2 separate regions of the Homo sapiens genome follow, and region 2 is linked to region 1. Evidence: read pairs that join two places in POLR2A ChIA-PET (ENCODE). Cell type or tissue: Panc1. All regions are shown on one strand.

What was found. Peaks named below come from ENCODE experiments on the same cell type or tissue, not always from the same donor. Only the 100,000 strongest peaks of a DNase experiment are listed, where the experiment ranks them.
Region 2: POLR2A ChIA-PET joins it to region 1 with 8 read pairs; 2 of 35 experiments call an interaction of 5 or more read pairs at or near these places.

Annotation. Positions count from the first base shown.
Region 1 is chr4:83,549,877-83,557,876 of GRCh38, reverse strand. The region is part of intron 2 of GPAT3 (glycerol-3-phosphate acyltransferase 3); the gene reads right to left. Among named protein-coding and RNA genes, the nearest start is that of GPAT3, 18 kb to the right of the region's middle. RefSeq lists a silencer at 4,684-4,813. In Panc1, no CTCF peak of the experiment used is centred here; a DNase peak (open chromatin) is centred at 4,698; H3K27ac peaks cover 1,183 bases.
Region 2 is chr4:83,461,536-83,469,535 of GRCh38, reverse strand. MRPS18C (mitochondrial ribosomal protein S18C) reads right to left here. Exons shown (of 6, transcript NM_016067.4): 6 at 7,238-8,000. ABRAXAS1 (abraxas 1, BRCA1 A complex subunit) reads left to right here. Exons shown (of 9, transcript NM_139076.3): 6 at 385-504; 7 at 1,998-2,082; 8 at 5,928-6,042; 9 at 6,634-8,000. The coding sequence ends at 7,067. Among named protein-coding and RNA genes, the nearest start is that of MRPS18C, 9.5 kb to the right of the region's middle. In Panc1, no CTCF peak of the experiment used is centred here; no DNase peak of the experiment used is centred here.

The DNA of each region.
Region 1 (8,000 bases):
CCAATCAACTTCATTGCCCTTTACATTATGTCAAATTCATCAATACTACCTCAAACAATAAAATCAAATGCATGCCAAAACCCAGCTACTCAACATGTTCCCCAACTCTCAGTTAGTGACCCTCTCTGGTACACAGCGTGAGAACCCCTATCTATCCTCCAGATCAGAGGTAGTGCAAAGGCCAACTCCAAAACAATGAGACATGAGTAGCTGTCTGCTGGATTGCATGAAAGAGTTCTGAGGACATATCATGGTTTAGGGCATCTTGTCCAACCCATGGCCTGTGGGCTGCATATAAATGTGTGTTGGGCCACATTCAACATTAAAACATTATGAAATTTTTTTGCAATTTTTTTTTAAGCTCATCAGCTATTGTTAGTGTTAGTGTATTTTATGTGTGGCCCAAGACAATGCTTCTTCCAATGTGGCCTAGGGAAGCCAAAAGACTGGATACCCCTAAGTTAGAGTCAAACTTCATCAACTAGTGATGTCTGCCAGGATGATGGCAAGGGAACAGACAGAATGGATTTGCTGACCCTGTTATTTGGGATTAGAATAGAATCAAAAGCTTTACTAAAATAAAGGTAACTTCAATACTCCGATTGCTACATGGTTTGCACATTTGTAATAGAATAATTTGTACCCCTCCCCTTTTTTATAACTGAGTAATTTTCTGCTAGCATCTCTCAGTTACCAAAACCAAGTTAAATGTACTGCCATAGACTAAATCTTTGCATCTGCCAAGACTAGTGTGTTGAAACCTAATCCCCAATGTCAGAGTATTTGGAGGTGGGACCTCTGGGAGGTAATTAGATCATGAGGGTGGAGCCCTCATGAATGGGACTATTGCCCTTATAAGAAAGGTCCTAAAAAGATCCCTCACTCCTGTCATCATGTGAGGTTACAGCAAAAGGACAGCCCTGTACAAACCAGGAAGCTGGGCCTTGATCTTGGGCTTTCCAGCCTCCGGAACTGTGAAAAATCAGTGTTTGTTGTTTATAAGCCACCCACTCTATGGTATTTTGTTATAGCAGCCTGAGTGGACTAAGACAAATACTAGGCTAGAAGCAATAGATTTACTTTTTTTTTTTTTTGAGAACCGTAGATGAGAAAATCTAGTTCTTTTTTCATCATTGCATATTCCAGTAGTTCTCCAAAAACTTACAAAATAATCAATGCTGATTATAAAATAGGAAAATTTTAACCCCAAATATAAATATTAGCCACATAATTAACTGTGAGTTTTGATGCATAAATGGGGATGGGGTGGAGCTGAGGACACTAATCAATTGTCAGTTAGCACTGAAAAAAAAATAGCGTTGAGAATAACAGGCAGAGTTCCCTTTTTTGTTTGTTTCTTTTTCTTTTTTTTTTTTCTTGAGACTGAGTCTCACTGTGTCACCCAGGCTGGAGTGCAGTGGTGCAATCTCAACTCACTGCAACCTCCACCTCCTGGATTGAAGTGATTCTCATACCTAAGCCTCCCAAGTAGCTGGGATTACAGCTGTGCACCACCATATCCGGCTATTTTTTTGTATTTTAGTCAAGACAGGGTTCCACCATGTTGGCCAGAATGGTCTTAACAGAGTTTCATTTTAACGACTAACATTTTAACAACCCACTCTTGACCTACATCTTGGCTGGCAGCCCACATTAACTCTGTTGATTTGGATACAGCTAACTTGATTAAACAAGAAATCCCACAGCACAGAAGCATTCATAAAACTCCACTGTCAAATGAACCATTAATTCACTTAAAATGTCAGCCTTGTGGTTTGGCATTTATGTATGGTATCTTTGATTGTAATGCTAAATATTCTTAATAGATTTGTTTCTTCAAAAATTTCATTGATAAGGACAAACTGTTAGGAGCTTCCTGGTAAGTGACTATATAATAAGAAAAAAACAAACTGACTTTTCTTCTACTATACTCTCACCAAAACACAGAACACTCCTGTGACCCCAGATGTGTGGGTTTTTCTCCCACACCAAACAATTCTTCGACACCAGCTAGATGTCCCATAATTCAATTAAATTTTGACACTATCTACCTGGAGTTAGAGTCAAATTCCACAAATGAAGGGCTCAGTTCTACAAGACCGCCTCCACTTCAGGTGCCAATTGCAAGTCCAAGCCTTTGGTACTTCTGATCTACCAGCTATAAATTGAGCGTTCCCATAGTCCCTTCCTCAGGTTCAGTCATTTGCTAGAATGGCTCACAGAACTCAGGGAAACACTTTACTTACTAGTGCTGATGTATTACAAAGGATATTTTAAAGCACACAAATGAACAGCCAGATGAATACTGCACTGACGACAAGGTTCAGAAGGGTCCCTAGCACAGAAGCCTCTGTTCCCATGAAGCTGGGGTGCACCTCCCACCAGGCACCTGGATGTGTTCAACAATCTGAAAGTTCTCTAAACCCTGTATTTTTTAGTTTTTATGGAAGCTTCATGACATCAGCTTCCATAAAATGATTAAATGATCGATTTAATCATTGCCCTTTGGGGAGCAATATGGAGGGGAGCTGAAAGTTCCAACCCTGTAATCACATGTTTGGCTCCCCTGGCAATCAGCCACCATCCTGAGGCTATCTATCCAGGAGCTCCCAGCCACCAGTCATCTCATCAGCATACACAAAGACACTATCACTTATCACTGCAGAGATGCCAAAGGTTTTAGGACCTATGTGACAGGAAAGGGAGAGGGAGCAGAAGTCTAATACATATTTCTTATTATGTCACAGTGACAAAGCCAACTCTCAGAAGAGGAGGCCAGGCGCAGTGGCTCACACCTGTAATCCCAGCACTTTGGGAGGCCAAGGCAGGTGGATCACCTGAGGTCAGGAGTTTGAGAACAACCTGGCCAACATGGCAAAACCCAGTCTCTACTAAAAATATAAAAATTAGCCGGGCATGGTGGCGTACACCTATAGTCCTGGCTACTCAGGAGGCTGAGGCTGGAGAATCACTTGAACCCGGGAGGCAAAGGTTGCAGTGATCCGAGATCACGCCACTGAACTCCAGCCTAGGTGACACAGCAAGACTCCATCTCAAAAAAAAAAAAAAAAAAAAGAGGGAGCTTCCATTCCATTCCATGTGTAGAAGAGGAGTCACCTTAAACATCAAGAGGAGAATCAGAAAGTATGGACCAGAGGAGCTAGTAAGGAAGGCATAGTAAGACAGTAGTAGAAAGTGGTAACAGGGGCTTTTGAGTAGAACAGACAAACTGGGATTCTTTTCAAGCTGCCTTTGACCAGCCATGCAATGTAGAGCAAGTAAAATCATGATTAACAAGACCCCCTCATATATAATAAATAATATGGAACAGTGGGGCCAATGTTTAAAAAATGGTGGTGATTATGATTATTATTATTGACAGGTTCTTGCCTAAAAGATAGAAACAAAATAAAGAAGCTTTGGAGTTTTGATTGGGATTTTTCTCTGGGGGATAAAGAGACCAGGAGATATGCAGAGGGTGGGGAGCCTGGTTTGGGGAATACTTCTAAAATGACAAGCTGTATTTTCAATGTGGTAGATACTGGCTAAGAGGTCTGCTCCTATCAACTGTGAAGAGAACTTCCCTAAATAAATAAGGCAGCCAGCCTTTAATCTGAGCACTCTGGGAGGCCAAGGCAAGAGCATCACTTGAGCCCAAGAGTTCGAGACATGGCTGGACAACATAATGAGACCCCGCCTCTACAAAAAGGAAAAAATTAGCCAGGCTTGGTAGTGCATACCTGTAGTCTCCCAGCTATTTAGGAGGATGAGGTGTGAGGACAGCTTGAGCCTGGGAGGTCAAGGCTACAGTGAGCAGTGATCCTTACCACTGCACTCTAGCCTAGGCAACAGAGGGAGACCCTGTCTCCCTAAATAAATAAATAAAAGGCTATGTATTATTGAGTTGACTATAAGGGACTATTGTCTGATCCTATTATCTTCTCCCTCTCAAATAATTTATTTTATTTATTTTTTTATTTTATTTATTTATTTATTTTTTGAGACAGGGTCTCACTCTGTCGTCCAGGCTGGAGTGCAGTGGTGCGATCTCAGCTCTCTGCACCCTTGACCTCCCGGGCTCAAGAGATCTTCCCACCTCAGACTCCTGAGTCGCCATGTCTGACTATTTTTTGTAGTTTTTGTAGAGACAGGGTTTCACCATGTTGCCCAGGCTGGTCTTGAACCCCTGGGCTCAAGCAGTCCACCTGCCTCAGCCTCCCAAAGTGCTGGGATTACAGGCATGAGCCACCGTGCCCGGCCTCAAATAATCTTTGAATCTCAGTTCTCACTCAACTTTTTCAAACCTCCACAACTCTGAGATGCAGGTACCCTCTTCCAAGCTGCTGAGGGGTTTTGGACTAATGCAGCTAAATCACCAACCAGACCTTCAGCAGTCAGTGCTAGAGACAGAAAATTTTAAAACTGCTTAGTTACATTTTTTTTAACTAGTTTCACTGAAAATAGAGGTAAGGCATAGGAATACTATCCACGTTGTTACTACTATTCGAAAAGAAAAACAATCTAAAAAATAATTCAAGACATTTTATGAATGTCCTAGCTAGTTTCCTTAGATGGGAGCCTTCCTTTCTGTGATTCAAGGCTTAATTCCCTCTCTTCACACCCATCACTTCGCAATGCAGTTACAAGACCATAACTCTGATCTGACCTTTTACCTTCTCATTTCCTGCCAGAACCACTTCATCCTGCTCATTCATCAGTGGTCAAAGTTAAATGCTAAGTCATTTACTTTCAGAGGTTTAGAGCACTGCCTTAGTCACTTCAGGCTGCTATAACAGAGTGCCATAGCCTGGGTAGCTTACAAAAAACAGAAATTTATTTTCCCACAGGTCTGGAGGCTAGAAGTCCAAGATCAGGGGGCCAGTGGGGTCAGGTTCTGGTGAGGGCTCTCTTTCCGATTTCCAGATGGCTATCTTCTCACTGTGTCCTCACATGATGGAAGGGGCTAGACAACTCCCTGGGGCCCGTATTTATAAGGGCACTAATCCCACTCATTATGGCTCTACCTTCATGACTTAATTACCTCCCAAAGGCCCCACCTCCTAATACCATCACTTTGGGTGTTAGGATCAACATATCAACATATCAATTTGGGAAGGGGGGGACATAGACATTCAGTCCATAAAGCACAGTTATATGCCAGTCTCTAATCCACTTTAAGTAAAGCTCCCTCCAAAATAGACCAGTATATTCTCGTTAGATTATGAGGCAAAGTTTGAAGGAAGATTTCTTTGTCTGCTTTCTACCTTTCCTTAAGGAACCTGCCTCCTCTTCCACCATCTGCTAATCCTGCTGCTCATCTAAGCACCCCCACCTATGCCTTACTTTGTCATTCCATTCTTCCCAAATCAACCACCAAAAACTGTAGCATCAAATTCTGCTCCTTCAAGGGCCTATTTGTTAGAAAACTAAAATCATGCTAACGATAGTGGGGACCAATACACTAATGCATTCTTCTCTAGGAGCAGTGATTCACAAATGAGCAGGGGTGGGGTGAGGGAAGGAGAGAGAAGTGCCCCCAGGGGACAACTGGCAATGTCTGCACACATTGTTGGTTGTCACGAATGGGAGTGTGCTACTGTCTGTCATCTACTGGGTAGAGGCCAGAGATGCTGCTGAACATCTCACATTGTACAGGACTGTTGCCCACGACAAAGAATTACCCAATCCAAAGTATCAGTAGTGCTGAGGTTGAGAAAGCCAGCTCTAAGAGGTAATGTATTTTTATTAAAAACTCCTTTGTTCCATAGGTTTCAGTTTAAATTCCAGGCACTGGTCAGGCTGAATGGAGCTGTGTTTTGGAGCAGATAACCATCAAATCACATCCCAAGAAGGTACCTATCTTCCATTCATATATAACTAGTTCTAACTGTCAGAATAAACATTAGCTGAATGACTACTGATGTTTTATTTGGTTGGGGTTTTCTCTTTTTTATGTTTACAATATAAATGTAACCCCCCAAAGATGAGTTTAACAAGAAAAAAAATACTCATTGTCATATTTGCTTCAGATAGATAGATAGATAGATAGATAGATAGATAGATTTTTTTTTTTTTTTTTTTTTCCGAGATGGAGTCTCACTCTGTCTCCCAGGCTGGAGTGCAGTGGTGCAATCTCGGCTCACTACAACCTCTGCCTCCCAGGTTCAAGCGATTCTCCTGCCTCAGCCTCCTGAGTAGCTGAGACTATAGGGGCGCACCACCACGCCCAGTTAATTTTCGTATTTTTAGTAGAGACCGGGTTTCACCATGTTGGCCAGGATGGTCTCGATTTCTTGACCTCGTGATCCGCCCGCCTCAGCCTCCCAAAGTGCTGGGATTACAGGCATGAGCCACTGCGCCCAGCCCAGGTATATTTTAAAGAAAAAAAATTATAAATACAGTTAAAGCCCCTCCTCACCACCTCTTGCTCTCCCTCCTGAAGATAACCTGTCCCAGCCAGGCGCAATATACTGCCCTATAGTATATATAATTTCCATGCATATATTATATATTCACATAAATGTATAGTATCTATTTGTGATTCTAAATTTTAAATAAATGTTATTATACTATATATTTTCTTTTCTCTCAATATGGTTTGAAATTCATCTCCTTTTTCTTTCCATGTAAGTCCAGTTAATTCAGTTTAACTGCTGTACAGTATAAATAAATCAGCTTACATATTAACTTTCCTCCTGATGGATTGTCTCCACATTTTCACTGGTTGTAAACACTTGTAACAAGTCACCTAATACATATATGCTGAGGCTCTGGGTACATTTGATATTTTAGGAGATATAGAATTGTTGGGTTGTCGTGTAATTTTCTGGTCTTTAACTTTCCTAAGTATTGCCAAATTGCTCTCCAAAGTGATTGAACTAAATTTTTATAATATTGTACGTAAAAGAAATACAGATGACTAACCTAACAATCAAACTTTTGCCTTCTACAGAGCTATGTTAAGATGTAAAGATTAAAATGCACAGTACTCTAGTGAGTTTTATCAGAATCAGTTGCTATTAAGTAATTTTTGTTCCAAGAAATAAAACTGCACCCCTGCCCCCACAAAAAACTTTCATATTTCCAACTTAAAGCACTGCAAAAAATTAAAAAATAAATGTTTTTGTGAACCATGACTGAAATTCATTTCAAACAAATCAATTATAAAGACATTTTGAGACTGTTAGGGAAATCTAAATATGGACAATATATTAGATGATATTAAGAAATTATTGTTTGCTAAAGGGATAATAGCATTGTGGTTATTTGAAAAAGTCCTTTATGCATTAAAAGACATGAGATTTTGTATCTAAATTTTAAAACTTTACCAAAAAAATGAGAGCGTTGATAAATGAATCAAGCATGGCAAAATCTCGACAAATGTTGAATCTCGTGATATGGGGCTCATTTACTATTTTCTCTACTTTTGTGTATGTCTGAAAATTGTCATCATCATCATCATCATCATCATCAGACACAATATTCACAAATAGGGATAGACTAATGCAATCAGGGGGACATTTGGCCATGCTAAAGAAAAACTCAGCTGGGTGTGGGGGCTCATGGCTGTAATCCCAGCACTTTGGGAGACGGATGCAGATGGATTGCTTGAGCCCAGGAGTTCAAGACCAGCCTGGGCAACATGGTGAAACCTAGCTGTATATTTTTTCAATTCTTTAAAATATATTTGAAAAAAAAGAAAAAGAAAAACTCAGCTGGGCATGGTGGCTCACACCTGCAATCCTAGCACCTAGGGGGCCGAGGCAGGAGAATCACTTAAGACCATCCTGAGGAGTTCAAGACCATCCTGGGCAACATAGTGAGACCTCATCTCTATTTAAAAATTAAAAAATGGGCTAGGCGTGGTGGCTCACACCTGTAATCCCAACACTTTGGGAGGCTGAGGCAGGTGGATCATTTGAGGTCAGGAGTTTGAGACCAGCCTGGCCAACATGGTGAAACCCCATCTCTACTAAAAATACAAAAATTAGCCAGGTTTG
Region 2 (8,000 bases), 88 kb after region 1:
GAGGATCACTGAGCAACATTAGGAGACCTCATCTCTACAAAAAACTTAAAAATTAGTCGGGTGTGGTGATGGGTGCCTGTAGTCCCAGCTACTTGGGAGGCTGAGGCAAGAGGATTGCTTGAGCACGGGAGGTTGAAGCTGCATTATTGAGCCATGATCGCACCACTGCACTGCAGCCTGGGAGACTGAGTGAGACCCTGTCTCAAAAAAAAAAAAAAACAGTTGTTTCAAGTCAGTAAATTCTATTTTGGATAAGTAGTAAAGAATGGGTTTTGGGGGGTGTATTTTTTTAAATCTTGTAGGGGACAAGTAATCTATTCCAGCAGGTAGATACTAATCTTTCTTTTCATTCTAAGTTTATACTCTAAAGTTTTATTTTGTCAGACTTTTTCACAGGGTACCTTTAGTGGTTGCCAATCTGGGCATGTCTGAACAACTGGGTTATAAAACTGTATCAGGTTCCTGTATGTCCACTGGTTTTAGCCGAGCAGTACAAACACACAGGTAAGATTCAACTGCTTTCTCACAAAACTTCTATTCATCTTTGAAATTAATTTTCTTATTTCTCAAACAACAGCAGAATAAAAATTCAAGGGAAAATTAATCCATTACTCAAGTAAACTAGGCTGTTTTTACCTTCCTCATACTCCTGTTACTGCTTGTGTACTTACAAGATACAAAAAAGGTAGTGGTTAGTCCAGGCATGGTGGCTCACACCTGCAAATCCCAGCACTTCGGGAGGCTGAGGCAGGAGGATCACTTGAGCTGAGGAGTTGGAGACTAGCCTGGGCAACACAGCAAAACCCCATCTCTACAAAAGAAAATTTAAAAAAATAGTACTGGGAGGATCTTGTTGCATATCCTGTAAAGTTTAGCATATCTATTCTAGGTTAGAATAAGTATATAGCCTAAAAATTATAATTTTCTAAGGCAATGGTTCGGATTAAAGGCGTGAAATTAGATATTTGTAAAAATCAGACTTTAGCCAAGACTCACTCATACTATAGGCTGCTTATATATAACTTTCTTTGTGGCCATTAAGTAAGGAAGTAATGTCAAAAACAGCAACACTGGTACTATAGGATACCTACTAGAGTGTAAACTTTGAGAATAAGGGGTTAGATTTTACTTACTTTTGTGTCCCCACAGTGCCAGCAGTTTAAAAACTGAATACCGTATTTCATTGATTCTGAGGTGCACATTTTCCTTTTTTTTTTTTTTTTTCTTTTAAAGACAGAGTTTCACTCTTGTTGTCCAGGCCGGGGTGTAATGGCATGATTTCAGCTCACTGCAACCTGTCCTTCCCAGGTTCAAGTGATTCTCCTGCTTCAGCCTCCTGAGTAGCTGGGATTACAGGCATGCACCACCATGCCCGGCTAATTTTGTATTTTTTTTAGTAGAGACGGGGTTTCTCCATGTTGGTCAGGCTGGTCTCAAACTCCCGACCTCAGGTGATCCGCCTGCCTCAGCCTCCCAAAGTGTTGGGATTACAGGCGTGAGCCACCGCGCCCGGCAAGATGCACATTTTTCATATTTATCTCTGACATTGGGATGTCCTACAAGTCATGCCTTCTTAGAATTACTTTCTTCATTATTTTATGGATCATAAAATAATGATGTCTCTTTCAAGTAAAGGTAACTTGAATTCAGTAAAATATTTTAAAAATTGACTCCGGTTCCCATTGCCAATAGAGACTTTTTTTCCTTCCTTCAATTTTTATCTATTTTTATGCAATCTTCCCCCATCCCCCGCCCATCCTCGCCTTTTTGGGAGACCTGGCAATAGTACTTAGGAGGCTAAAAAGTTTGCTAATGTGAAGATCAATGAAGTAGGTTTTGTGGTTGGTTTTTCTCTATACACATAGATTGACAAAATTATGGTTCCTACAAAACCAGTAAAAAGACTCTTCTATTGGTCCTTGACAATGAATAAGTTTTTCACCTTATCATTAAAATGGTTTTGTGTATTTGCCTGAGGAAATGGTAATTTTTTACAGCTCTAAATTTTTTGAAGAAGATGGATCCTTAAAGGAGGTACATAAGATAAATGAAATGTATGCTTCATTACAAGAGGAATTAAAGGTAAGTTAACATATCAAACACGTCAACCACTTCTAGATAGAGTTCATATCAAGTTAATGACTGACATTTTTTAGGATAACCTGACATCTTGATTAGATTTATACAGTTATGAGTTGCTTAATGAAGGCTATGTACCTTCTGAGAAATGTGTCATTAGGCAGTTTTATCATTGTGCAAACATATACTTACACAAACCTATATGTATTTTTACTTTTTAGTTTTCATAGGGAAAACCAAATGTCCCCAAATTATTATTGAATATCAGTCATTTCCCCTATTTGATCTGTAATGCCAATATCAAGTGCTATATATCAGCTTTCTATATGTGCTCCAATATAATCTTGTGAGACCCCATCATAGATGCTGTCCCTTGTTGAACGAGATGTCATTATTCCTTTAGCTTCATTGACTGAGTTGTATTTCTTCAGCTGTAGTTAACAAAGATTGCAATCTCAGTGGCTTACAACAACTATGGTTTAGTCTTGCTCACATTTTATCTTGGCTGTAGCTCTACTCCTTTTCTGAATGTCATCTTCATCCAGGATCCAGGCTGAAGGAGCAGCCCTTATTTGGGACATGTCCTCATGGCATAAGGCAAAGAGCAAGAAAGCTAGTGGAGCCAGGCGCAGTGGCTCACGCCTGTAATCCCAGCACTTTGGGAGGCCGAGGTGGGCGGATCACGAGATCAGGAGATCGAGACCATCCTGGCTAACACAGTGAAACCCCGTCTCTACTAAAAATACAAAAAAAATTAGCCGGGCATGGTGGTGGGCGCCTGTAGTCCCAGCTACTCGGGTGGCTGAGGCAGGAGAATGGCGTGAACCCAGGAGATGGAGCTTGCAGTGAGCCAAGATCGTGCCACTGCACTCCAGCCTGGGCAACAGAACGAGACTCCGTCTCAAAAAAAAAAAAAACTAGTGGAAATTCACAACAGCTCTTAAAACTTTGCTTAAAACGGCCATGTCACTTCTACTCACATTTCACTGGCCTGAACACATCACATGGTAATAGGCAGGGATATATAATCCTTCTTACAGAATAGAGGGAAGTATATTTGGGAACAGTATACTTCCCTCTACTTCATGTGTCAGTTCTTCTTCATGTGTCAGTTCAGGTCCTTTTAGAACTAGATGTCAAGATGGGATTATAAGTGCAGGAGATTTATTGGGCCTGAGAAGGATAAAGAAGAGGAAGAAAGAACAGGCAGGAAGAGCCTTCAGACAACACTGCAAGTCTGACCCCTGAGAAAGGAGAGGGGGATAAGAAGACAAGTGGTTAGGAAGAGTCTCAGACTGCAGCGCCATTTTAAGAACGTTCCACTAGGCTGATAGGGAGTCTTTGAGCAAAGTTGCCCGAAAATTGTTCTATAGGCATGGACTTGCACTAATACCTGCAGTGTGCTTAGTCATTGGCTAGGAACAGCCCAGGGGAAGTGTGGCTTAACACAGTGGTAGGTCCAAAGCTGGGGCTGTTAAGTCAACTATGCTTCCCCCAGTTGGAGATCTTACTAAGGAGTATATTTCCATGGCCACCACACTCATCAGTAGAGCACACTAACAGAAAAGCAGTTAAAATAAATATTTTGATTCATATTACACTACTTTTTCATATGAAACGGGAATTTTAGATGGTAAAAACATCCAGAATCTCACCATCTTATTTTTTAGAGACAGTGTCTTGCTCTGTTACCCAGGCTGGAGAGCAATGGCATGATCTCAGCTCACTACAACCACCACCTCTTGGGCTCAAGTGATCCTCCTCTTTCAGCCTCCAGAGTAGCTGAAACCACAGGTGTGCACCACTACACCCAGCTAATTTTTTGTATTTTGTGTAAAGACAGGATTTCACCATGTTGCCAGGCTGGTCTCCATCCCCTGCGCTCAAGCAATCCACCTTCCTTGGCCTCCCAAAGTACTGGGATTACAGGTGTGAGCCACCACATCCAGCCTGGAATCTCACCATTTTAACATAACTATTTTCACTCTGCCATTTGCTCCAGTTTTTCCTTAATATATGTATACTTTGATATAGTCAATAGTCATGGTGACATAAATTTGTCATGATTTTTAAAAAACTTGGTACATAAAACATTGTTTCTGTTGCTACATATTCTTTAGTTGTTTTTAGTTTCTTCTTTTTTTTTTTTTTTTTTTTGAGACAGAGTCTCAGTGTGTCGCCTGGACTGGAGTGCAATGAATGGCATGATCTTGGCTCACTGTAACCTCCGCCTCCCTGGTTCAAGAGATTCTCTTGTCTCAGCCTCCCAAGTAGCTGAGATTACACGCACCCACCACTACGCCAGGCTAATTTTTGTATTTTAAGTAGAGACAGGGTTTCGCCATGTTGGCCAGGTTGGTCTCGAACCCAAGACCTCAGGTTATCTACCTGCCTCAGCCTCCCAAAGTGCTGGGATCACAGGTGTGAGCCACCTTGCCCGGCCTCTTTATTTTTAATGGCAGTATATTTCATAGAGAATGTTATGGAAAAATACCAACTTGGGCTAAAATAGGGAATGTAGAGGTATATCATAAGAACTGTAGGCAGAAAGCAGCTGAACTTTAGGAAGGAATTGGAACCAGGAGCTAGAATGCCATAGAACTTTCTGTGTCTGCACATTGCTATCCTTCCAGACCTTTTTGTTTCTTCATCCACTGGCAGGCCAGAAAACAGCCAACCCACAGCTCCTGCATTTAGATCTCTTCTAGAGCATAAGATCTGCCAATTGGCTATGTAATACCTCCAGATTGCCAGGCAAGAATCTCATTGGTTCTGTTTGGGTCAGCTCTGGTGAAAGGTGGGTACAGGGGTAACTGGCAAACTCTTATGTCAGGGCAAAAAAAGTTTGTAAAAAGTAGGCTTGGCAGACATCCTAAAAAGTGTCCACTAAAACTGGCAAAACAACTATTACCCTACAGTTGGAAATTAGTTGCTTTTTTTACTAATTAGTTGTTCTCCCCTCCCCCAGTTGTTTTATGTTATACTAAGAAACATCATCTTATATTTTTGTTGTTATTCAGATATATTCCCAAATGGAATTATGGCATCAAAAGTTACTGGTATTCATACTTTTAAAACTAAAGACACACAGAAGTGATCTGCTTTTCAAAAGTAGTTTCTCTTACAGGAAAAAATCTTCAATAGTATCCTTTCGTAATAGTAAGATAGTCACTTTGTTTCACTTACTGTGAGTTTCTTAGTGTTAAATTTATGCAGTAACTCTGCATCTGTATTTTTTTTGTTTCAAAGTTTTTTTGTTTGTTTTTGTTTGAGACAGGGTCTCACTCTGTCGCCCAGGCTGGAGTGCAGTGGTGCAATTTTGGCTCACTGCAACCTCTGCTTCCTGGGTTCAAGCGATTCACCTGCCTCAGTCTCCTGAGTAGCTGGGACTACAGGCATGCATCACCACACCTGGATAATTTTTTATATTTTTAGTAGAGACAGGGTTTCACCATGTTGCCCAGGCTGGTCTCGAACTCCTGAGCTCAGGTAGTCTACCCACCTCAGCCTCCCAAAGTGCTGGGATTACAGGCGTGAGCCACCGCAGCTGGCCCATGAGTTAATATTTCAGTTTATTTCTGTATATTTTCAGCGAACTAACTGGCATGATAAAAGCTGTATAAATGAGAAGTTACATGTGAAAAAGCATTTTACAACCTATAAGGCTTATTTATAACCTACAAGTGCTTGTTACTGACATCCTCCAGAAAATAAATAAAATTTATATAAAAGGCAAATAGTTTTGGGTATTATATACCACCAATGATTTTATATTATTTGTGAATCTAGACTGTATTAGTACACAGCTTGAAATATTACCTATGCCCTTAAATTACTTTATTTTGCAGAGTATATGCAAAAAAGTGGAAGACAGTGAACAAGCAGTAGATAAACTAGTAAAGGATGTAAACAGATTAAAACGAGAAATTGAGAAAAGGAGAGGAGCACAGATTCAGGCAGCAAGTAAGTAAACAACACATCTCTACTTTCTGTGCTAAAAATTTTTATTTATTTATTTATTTTTGAGACGGAGTCTCGCTCTGTCGCCTAGGTTGGAGTGCAAAGGTGTGATCTCAGCTTACTGCAACCTCTGCCTCCTGGGGTCAAGCGATTCTCCTGCCTCAGCCTCCTGAAACGCTGGGATTCCAGGTGCCTGCCACCATGCCTGGCTAATTTTTTTTGTATTTTTAATAGAGACAGGGTTTCACCATGTTGGCCAGGCTGGTCTTGAACTTCTGACCTCAAGTGATCCACCCGCCTCAGCCTCCCAAAGTGCTGGGATTATAGGTGTGAGCCACTGCGCTCGGCCCTTTCTGTGCTTTTAAAGAACATAATACTATGGTAGCTATATTGCTGACATGAAAGAACACAACTTTAATTTTGTCTTAGAATACTGTGGCATATAAATTAGAATTCAGAATTATGTATGTTATCCTCACTTTAGATAATACAACTGTTAAAATCTTTTTGACTTAATTTTACTTACAAATAGTTAATTATAAAAGCTTTGTAGAAGAAATGTTATATGTTGAACTGTTATTCTATTTTGTTTAGGAGAGAAGAACATCCAAAAAGACCCTCAGGAGAACATTTTTCTTTGTCAGGCATTACGGACCTTTTTTCCAAATTCTGAATTTCTTCATTCATGTGTTATGTCTTTAAAAAATAGACATGTTTCTAAAAGTAGCTGTAACTACAACCACCATCTCGATGTAGTAGACAATCTGACCTTAATGGTAGAACACACTGACATTCCTGAAGCTAGTCCAGCTAGTACACCACAAATCATTAAGCATAAAGCCTTAGACTTAGATGACAGATGGCAATTCAAGAGATCTCGGTTGTTAGATACACAAGACAAACGATCTAAAGCAGATACTGGTAGTAGTAACCAAGATAAAGCATCCAAAATGAGCAGCCCAGAAACAGATGAAGAAATTGAAAAGATGAAGGGTTTTGGTGAATATTCACGGTCTCCTACATTTTGATCCTTTTAACCTTACAAGGAGATTTTTTTATTTGGCTGATGGGTAAAGCCAAACATTTCTATTGTTTTTACTATGTTGAGCTACTTGCAGTAAGTTCATTTGTTTTTACTATGTTCACCTGTTTGCAGTAATACACAGATAACTCTTAGTGCATTTACTTCACAAAGTACTTTTTCAAACATCAGATGCTTTTATTTCCAAACCTTTTTTTCACCTTTCACTAAGTTGTTGAGGGGAAGGCTTACACAGACACATTCTTTAGAATTGGAAAAGTGAGACCAGGCACAGTGGCTCACACCTGTAATCCCAGCACTTAGGGAAGACAAGTCAGGAGGATTGATTGAAGTTAGGAGTTAGAGACCAGCCTGGGCAACGTATTGAGACCATGTCTATTAAAAAATAAAATGGAAAAGCAAGAATAGCCTTATTTTCAAAATATGGAAAGAAATTTATATGAAAATTTATCTGAGTCATTAAAATTCTCCTTAAGTGATACTTTTTTAGAAGTACATTATGGCTAGAGTTGCCAGATAAAATGCTGGATATCATGCAATAAATTTGCAAAACATCATCTAAAATTTAAATTTGTCCTACATTTGTACTTGCTAAATCTGGCAGCCTTAATTATTACACAACTATAACACAACACAAACAGTAATCTCTCCCCTAGTTTAGAGTCCTTTGCATGAAATTTAGCAAATCTATCATTTTGAATACAGTACAAGCCTGGTAATCCAGTGTATTTGGGATAGGCCAGTGGAACTCAGAACTGATACATATATACATGTATGTCTATCATATTCAATGTCTATTAGGTGTAAATCATCTCTTCATGTAAAAGACACTACTGGTTTGAGGGTAGACTCGTCTAGGAATATTTTGTCCTTCTGTGACAGCACCACTATCCATCCCAATGTAACATTTCTACAAAGG